Linked DNA regions of Mus musculus: region 1 is linked to region 2. Evidence: chromatin contacts called from ENCODE POLR2A ChIA-PET data. All regions are on one chromosome and are shown on one strand. The core of a region is the stretch at or near the end of the contact, and the rest is flanking DNA. Distances in the headings are between cores, read along the strand shown. Region 1 holds the start of Thra (thyroid hormone receptor alpha). Region 2 holds the start of Psmd3 (proteasome (prosome, macropain) 26S subunit, non-ATPase, 3).

What was found. ChIA-PET counts read pairs that join two places held with the same protein, here RNA polymerase II (POLR2A).
Region 1: POLR2A ChIA-PET joins it to region 2 with 13 read pairs in Patski. The contact joins the promoter of Thra here to the promoter of Psmd3 in region 2. POLR2A ChIA-PET finds 5 or more read pairs at or near these places in 4 of 5 experiments (Patski and embryonic stem cell).

The regions. Positions count from the first base shown.
Region 1 is chr11:98,740,154-98,743,553 of GRCm38, forward strand. It overlaps Thra (thyroid hormone receptor alpha), which reads left to right and starts at 1,632. Exons shown (of 10, transcript NM_001313983.1): 1 at 1,632-1,853.
Region 2 is chr11:98,680,727-98,684,307 of GRCm38, forward strand. Psmd3 (proteasome (prosome, macropain) 26S subunit, non-ATPase, 3) reads left to right here and starts at 1,828. Exons shown (of 12, transcript NM_009439.1): 1 at 1,828-2,211. The coding sequence starts at 2,004.

The DNA of each region.
Region 1 (3,400 bases), core at 382-2,881, 59 kb after region 2:
CAGCCTTCTCTACACTACAGCTGTTGCATGTCCGCTGGGAGCCGGGACTGAGCTGGTTCATTTACTGTTTGCTGACTCTGCACACTGGAGCCTCAATTTCCCCACTGCAGCTGCCGCTGTACAGTGCAGGCTTCTTTCAACCATTGTGTGTGTCCTTCAGTCCCCCTTGCCATCCCCAGTAACCGTAGGCTTCCACTTCGTTCCTCCCTCATCCAGCTTCCTGTCCCTTCCCTATCGGGAGCCCCACGAGAGGCATTCTCCCTTCTCCTCATCCCTTGTAAACCCTTAAAACCCCTTGTAAGAGAAGTGAGTCCATTGGCTCAGGATGTAGGTGGCTGGAACTAAGATGTGCAAGGGCAGCCCAACTTGGAGAGACTGTTGGTCAGCAACCCACTCAGCAAACGATTCTATCCAGTATGAACTGAACGGTTAGAAGAGCAGCTCCCCAGACACACTCTCTGGCTCCTCCCCAAGAGCAGGCTGTGGAGGCAGGGCTCCGCCCTGGGAGCCGTGGGAAGGCTATGGCCCCCGCTGGTAAAACTGGGCTAATGATAGCGGGGGAACCGGCGGGGCCAGAGGGGGGTGCTAGGGTAATTAGACCTCTGCCTGGCGGTAGTAGATCCCAAGATGAAAGGGGCTCTGGCGTCACTGGCAGGGTTTTATGTCCACGAATGCAGGTGTGTGTGTGTATGTGTGTGTGTGTGTGTGTGTTGTGTGTTTTGTGTGTGTGGTTGGCGCACGTGCGCGCGCGTGCGCGCGCAAGGGTCCGGAACTGGCATGGAGACCTCTCCTTTGAGAAAAGGAGTCCACCTATTTGCAGCCACTCTGTTGCTTAGATTGGCCCTTGAACCATTTGGATTTTGATGGTATACACAGGAGAGGAAATATCACCTCTGAGAAGCTGGGAGATAAGGGGCTGTAGCGAGTCTTGTCCACCCCCATTCCCCAAGCTTAGTATAGGAGTATATTGTTGGGGAATGGCTGGTGGGCAGTGACTAGAAAGAGCTTCCATGGAGAACAGAGACGTTTGCAAGAGGAGACAGTGGATTCAGCATTAATGTTAGAAACGAGAGAGGAGGCACAATGTGGAACGAGCCTCCAAAACGGCTAGAAATAGGATGGTTGAAGTTAGGAGGATTTCAGAAGTAACCTGTCCAACCTTTGGATTTTGTGCTCTTACCCTGGATGCTGTAATGTGTTCAAGGTCACACAGGGAGTTGTTCGCAAAGAAGGGACCCGAACTCTGAAACTACCCTTAGCGTTTGGTATCTGGACTTCCTCCCGGATTTATAAGGTGCAGTGATCTCCTCGGTCCTTCTCCCCCTACCCCAGGGTGCAAACCAGAACCCCCCTCCCCCAATTCTCCTCGCAAATGAAAGCTATTTTATTTGAAAATGACATCTTTCTCAAAACGTGTCACCGACCGTCGCTCCTGGATGGAGCCGTAGGGGGGGCGGGGGTGAGGTGGGCGAGTCTGAGCCTGGTAGGGGCCAAGGCGGTAGAGGGGCTGCGGGGCGGCCGGCCAGGAGCTGGGGAGCGGCGGGGGGCGAGGGGCGGGGACCGGCGACTGCGAGGCGGCCTGCAGGGAGCAGCCGCGAGCCGGCCGGGCGCGCGGAGCTGGAGCCCCAGCCGGAGCGGGGCGGGGGAGGGAGGAGCCAGAGCGGCCGCCGCCTCTGCCGGAGGAGCCGCGGGGCCGCCACACTCGCCCCCCGCCCCCCCGCGCTCACTCGCACTCACACCCCGGCGCTGGAGGCGGGCGGCCCGGGCCCCACCGGCCCCCCATGGACGCCCCCGGCACGGGGCGCTGAGACCCCCGCGTCGTTGCTCAGCTCGGACCAGCGCGCCAAGCCGAGGTAAGGAGGAGGGAGCAAGGGGGCATTAATATGCAAATGCATCGCGATTGATTATGCAAAGCCGCGGGTCTCTGGCCAGCTTGGAGGCGGGCTGGGGGCGCCCAGGGGGTTCCCGCCGCCGACCTCAGTCTTTTCCGGCGCCCGGGTGACCCTGTCACAGCCCGAGAGCTAGCCACTTACGCCCTGGGGAAAGAAGGTGCTGTTAAGTGGTCGGTGGGCCCCGGGGTTCGCCCAGGGAGATGGCGTCTGGGCCTCCCCTTCGAGGGCCCGCCCCGGCCTCTGTCCGGCCGGTCTGCTGCGCATTCCCGGGTTGGGCCCCGCTGCCTGCCGAGGCTCCCCCGCCCGCCCCGCCGCGGTTTGTTTACGGTGTGCCAGAAGCTTGTCGTGTCCCCCCACCCCCCCAGCCAAAGAGACCGAATGGCCTTTGCAAAGCTGTCTCTAGCTAGGAAGGGCAATGTGGGTGCGGCAGGGTGGAGGGGCTTGCATGGGCTGGAGGAGAGAGAAGCCCCCCTCCCCTCCCCACCTCTCCAGTTGAGCATGGCTTTCTGGTTGCAACACTCCTAATTGCAAAAACGCGGCGGGTGGGGTGGGGTGGGGGGAGTGTGAGCTTGTAGTAGTGGGGGTGTACTTGATGGTCCCTAGATGATTAGGAGAATTGTTGGCCTGTGGTTGGGGAAGAGAGGAAGAAATGGACCCGTGTTCTGTGTGTGTGTGTGTGTGTGTGTGTGTGTGTGTGTGTGTGTCCGCGCGCGCGCGCGTGCATGCTCCCCGTTTCCCTCCCTTGCAACGTGTCTCTGGTGCCCCTTTTCTATCTTGGGCCCTCCCTTGTCCAGTGTGAAAAGAAGGCCTGGGAAGATGTCAGAGGCAATGAAGAGAGCCACCCATTTTAGGGACTGGAGGGGGGAGCACACAGAAGGAAAGCCAGGGAGACGGGAGGCCTGCCCCTGAATGCTGGCTCTGGACCCAGGAGGGGGAGGGGATGAAGGGGGCCATTGTCCAAGATGAAGGGGGAGGCAAAGGTGACATGCAGACAACAGATATGCCTACACAGACAGCTACATGCTCACTCGGGGACATCCAGGCAGATTCAAGGACAGGAGCTGCTGGACACACCCACATGGGGACAAGGGAAGAGGCAGGCCTCCACTGCAGAGTGGAGCTCAAAGGGTGGGACACACCCACGGGAGACCAAGAGCAGGGCGGAGAGACGGCCTATGCACATACCCACGCATAGGATCACAGGGAGATGCTGTCACACAGGGGTAAGAAGGAGTCATTGTCACCCACACCGAGAAAGTCACTATCGAATGCATGCATGCACACATGCACACACACAGCAATTGGACACAGTCGCACAATCATAAAAGACCCTGTCATTCAGAAACACACACATGTTCACATGTGTCCAGTCATGTAGCCGTCATTGCTTGCCATGACGATCACTGTCACTCAAGCAAACAAACAAACAACCGAAGCTACACATCAATACATGTGTACAGAACTTAGCAACAAGTATTTTCCTGGATTTGGCTGGGGAGCTGAGTGAG
Region 2 (3,581 bases), core at 578-3,077:
CCCCGCCCCCCCCCCCCCCACTGTGAAGCTCTTTCTCCAACAAGGCCACACCTAATAGTGCCACTCCTTATGGGTCAAGCAAGGTCAAACCACCAAATTTACATTCTTTAAAAAAAAAAAAAAGCCCAATGCCTGGCAAAAACAGAAGTGGATGCTCACAGTCAGCTATTGGATGGAACACAGGGCCCCTAATGAAGGAGCTAGAGAAAGTACCCAAGGAGCGAAAGGGGTCTGCAACCCTATAGGTGGAACAACGATATGAACTAACCAGTACCCCCACCCCCCAGCTTGTGTCTCTAGTTGAATATGTAGCAGAGGATGGCCTACTTGGCCATCAATAGGAGGAGAGGCCCCTTGATATTGCAAAGATCATATGCCCCAGTACAGAGGAATGCCAGGGCCAGGAAGCTGTGGTGGGTGGGTTGGGGAGCAGGAAGGGGGAAGGATATAGGGGGCTTTGGAGATAGCATTTGAAATGTAAGTGAAGAAAATATCTAATTAAAAAAAAAAGCATTTATGCTTAGTAGTGGTGGCAAATGCTTGTAATTCCAGCATTTGGGAAGCAGAGTGAGTTCCCAGACATCCAGGGCAATACAGAAAAACCTTTAAAAAAAAAAAAAAAGCATTTATTTATGGGGGAGGGGAACTCGAGCCTCAGCATGCTTATGGAGGTCAGAGAAAAGCGTGAGACTCAGTTCTCTCCTTCTACCATGGGACCCAGGGATCAAACTCGTGTCTTCATACTTGGCAAGCACCTTTACTCACTTGAGCCATCTCACCACCCCCTCAACATTACTTTCTTTTTTTTTTCTTTTTTTGGAGACAGGGTCTTTTTGTGTAGTTCCCGCTGTCCTGGAGCTTGCTATGTAGACCAGGCTGGCCTTGAACTCAAAGATCTCCCTAGTGCTGAGATTAAAGTTGTGTACCACTGAGATTAAAATTATGTACCACACCTAGCCCTACATTACATTCTTGAGCTGGTGTTTGTTTGTTTGTTTACTTTTTCGGGAAAGGGTTTCTCCGTGTAGCCCTGGTGGTCCCGGAACTCACTCTGTAAACCATGCTGAGCCTCGAACTCACAGAAACCCACCCGTCTCTGCTTCCTGAGTGCTGGGATAAAAGGCATGCACCACCACGCTGGGCATGTTGGGTTTTTCAACAATCTTATATATACTGGCCCTGAGCAGTATACAACGTGGACTCCTATTATTAAATTTGACTAATTCTACACAAATACACACGACCCCCACATTCCCAGGCTGCAGAGAAGGTATGCCTTATACTCAGCATTATACAAAAATTTGACAAGGAAGTTCGGATGCCCTGGGGGTTGAGCTCAGTTTATCGAAAGCCAAACAGCCTAGCTACACGTCCACAAGCTCCTTTTCTTTCTGGTGCTGGAAGCATCTGGCGGGCGTTGAGAGCACGAGCCTGGCGGATTTCATTGGGGACCTGACCCGCGCAAACTGGGAGAGCTTGACCGGGGCGGGGGTTAGGGGGGTGGAGAGGAATCTGCCCGGCAACTCATGATGTCATCCCCATCTGAGCTCCGATAGGTCCTACCCACTTACATGTTAGAGTCTGTTGTAGCCCAGCTTGGAGTCTAAAGTGACCTCTCGCGGACATCCAAAGATGTACACTAGAGAGGAAGATAAAATCACCACTCTCAGGTCCCACAAATTCCTGCAGACTCCTCCCAGTTCCTAGAAGGTCCGCCTTCATCGTTTCTTGAAGACTCCTCCCACTTCCTAGAAGATCCGCCTTCATCGTGCACCTCGGCTGTTGATTTATTTTCCCTCCCTGGACTCGGCCATCTGCTCGCCATGCCTGGCATTTCCCAGAAGCCCCAGCGCCGGGAAGGAGTTTGCAGCTGCTCGGTCATCGTGCGGCCCGACGCGAGCCCGCGCTGGTGTGCAGGCCCGGCTCTGTGCCTGGTCTCTGGTGTGAGGGTTTACGCGAGGCCCCTGCTTCGGTCCCCGGACTAGGCCTCGACCCCGGGCGCCATGAAGCAGGAGGGCTCGGCGCGGCGCCGAGGCGCCGACAAGGCAAAGCCGCCGCCGGGAGGGGAACAAGAACCGCCGCCACCGGCCCCCCAGGATGTGGAGATGAAAGAGGAGGCAGCAGCTGGGAGCGGCTCCACGGGGGAGGGAGACGGCAAGGCAGCTGCGACCGAGCACTCCCAGAGAGAGCTGGACACTGTCACCTTAGAAGGTACGGGAGCCCACGTCGGGGTCGTGCCGCGATCACCGGTGACAGCGGCCAGGGTGATGCGACTTCTTGCTGGGACCTCTGCGTAGCCTCCACCTACCTTGGTTCCTTCGGTCAATGGAGCTGGGGTCAGAAGTGCCCGCCCAACCACCCTGACTCCCTCGACCCCAGCCGATGACCGAACCTGTTCTCCAGTCTGCGGACTGCTCTCCTCCTCTGGGGTTGCATCTTAGTCTCACCGAGCCTTTTCTTCAGTCCTTCCCAGTGATCTACTCCATCCGACCGATTCTAGCGCCTGTTATTGCTATGTAGAAAGTAGCATTTGTATTTGTGTCTAGAGAAACCAGGGTAACAGATTACACTAGCCTCTTAGTTTAAGAGTTTATAAAAATGGGTTCTGTAGCTCTAGGCTCCTTTAGCAAACTCCCTCGGAGAGCCATTTCTACCTTCTGCCTTCCTTCTGTAGTTGAAGCATCTAAACTAAAAGTCCCGGTGCACTTTTCCACTCTCTTAAGGACCTTACCCCTCCTTTCCTAAAGAGTTCAAGCACACGCACGCTTTTACTTCTGAATCAGACCCCCTCCCCCCCCACCCCTGCCTTCTTTCTCTTTTAGTTTATAATGCCTACCTGTGGCCCCGACTCCTATAAGCCAACACCAGAGACCCGTTCTCAGGCTCCTATTGTCCCCTTGTCCCGCTTAAGTTGCTCTTTTACTTTTTCCACTTAGTATATCTTGTCCATGTGCGCGCGATGAGACTTTTCCGGGTGATCTGTAGTTTTTTCTCTCTGTGTGTGTGTGTGTGTGTGTGTGTGTGTGTGTGTGTCTCAACTGCACGAGAAACTACTTTAAAACATGGTGATAGGCCAAGTCATGCCCTGAGTTGTACTTTTGAGTGTAAGTATGTATAGACTGCATCAACTCCCATTCTAAACTTGGTAACAAGATCTGTATACAGTAAAGGTCTTCTTTCCTGAAATAAAAGTTTCCAGTGGCAGAAATGTCACTCAGCATCGTGAAATATTTCATGGTTTGTATTCACTGTAGAAATTCTGGAACATGTGAGCATTTTAAAGCAACAGGGAGAAACTTTTAACCAGAGTTGACATATTTCCTCGTGTATTTTCAAACTGCTCCATAATTGAAATCACTTAAGTATTCAATTTGGATCAGGGCATTCGTATGTAAAGATATTGTCATTTTCTTTTTGTTGTCTTCATTTAATACATCCATGAACATAGGGTTCAACTTATGCAAGAAGCATTTGTTGACTACTTAGTATAGTGATGGAGATTATATAAAGTCCAGAATCCGTTTCCCTGTTTGTGTGGGTGAATTAATAGCATTAGCTGTTTTGTTTGGGTTATTGTGAAC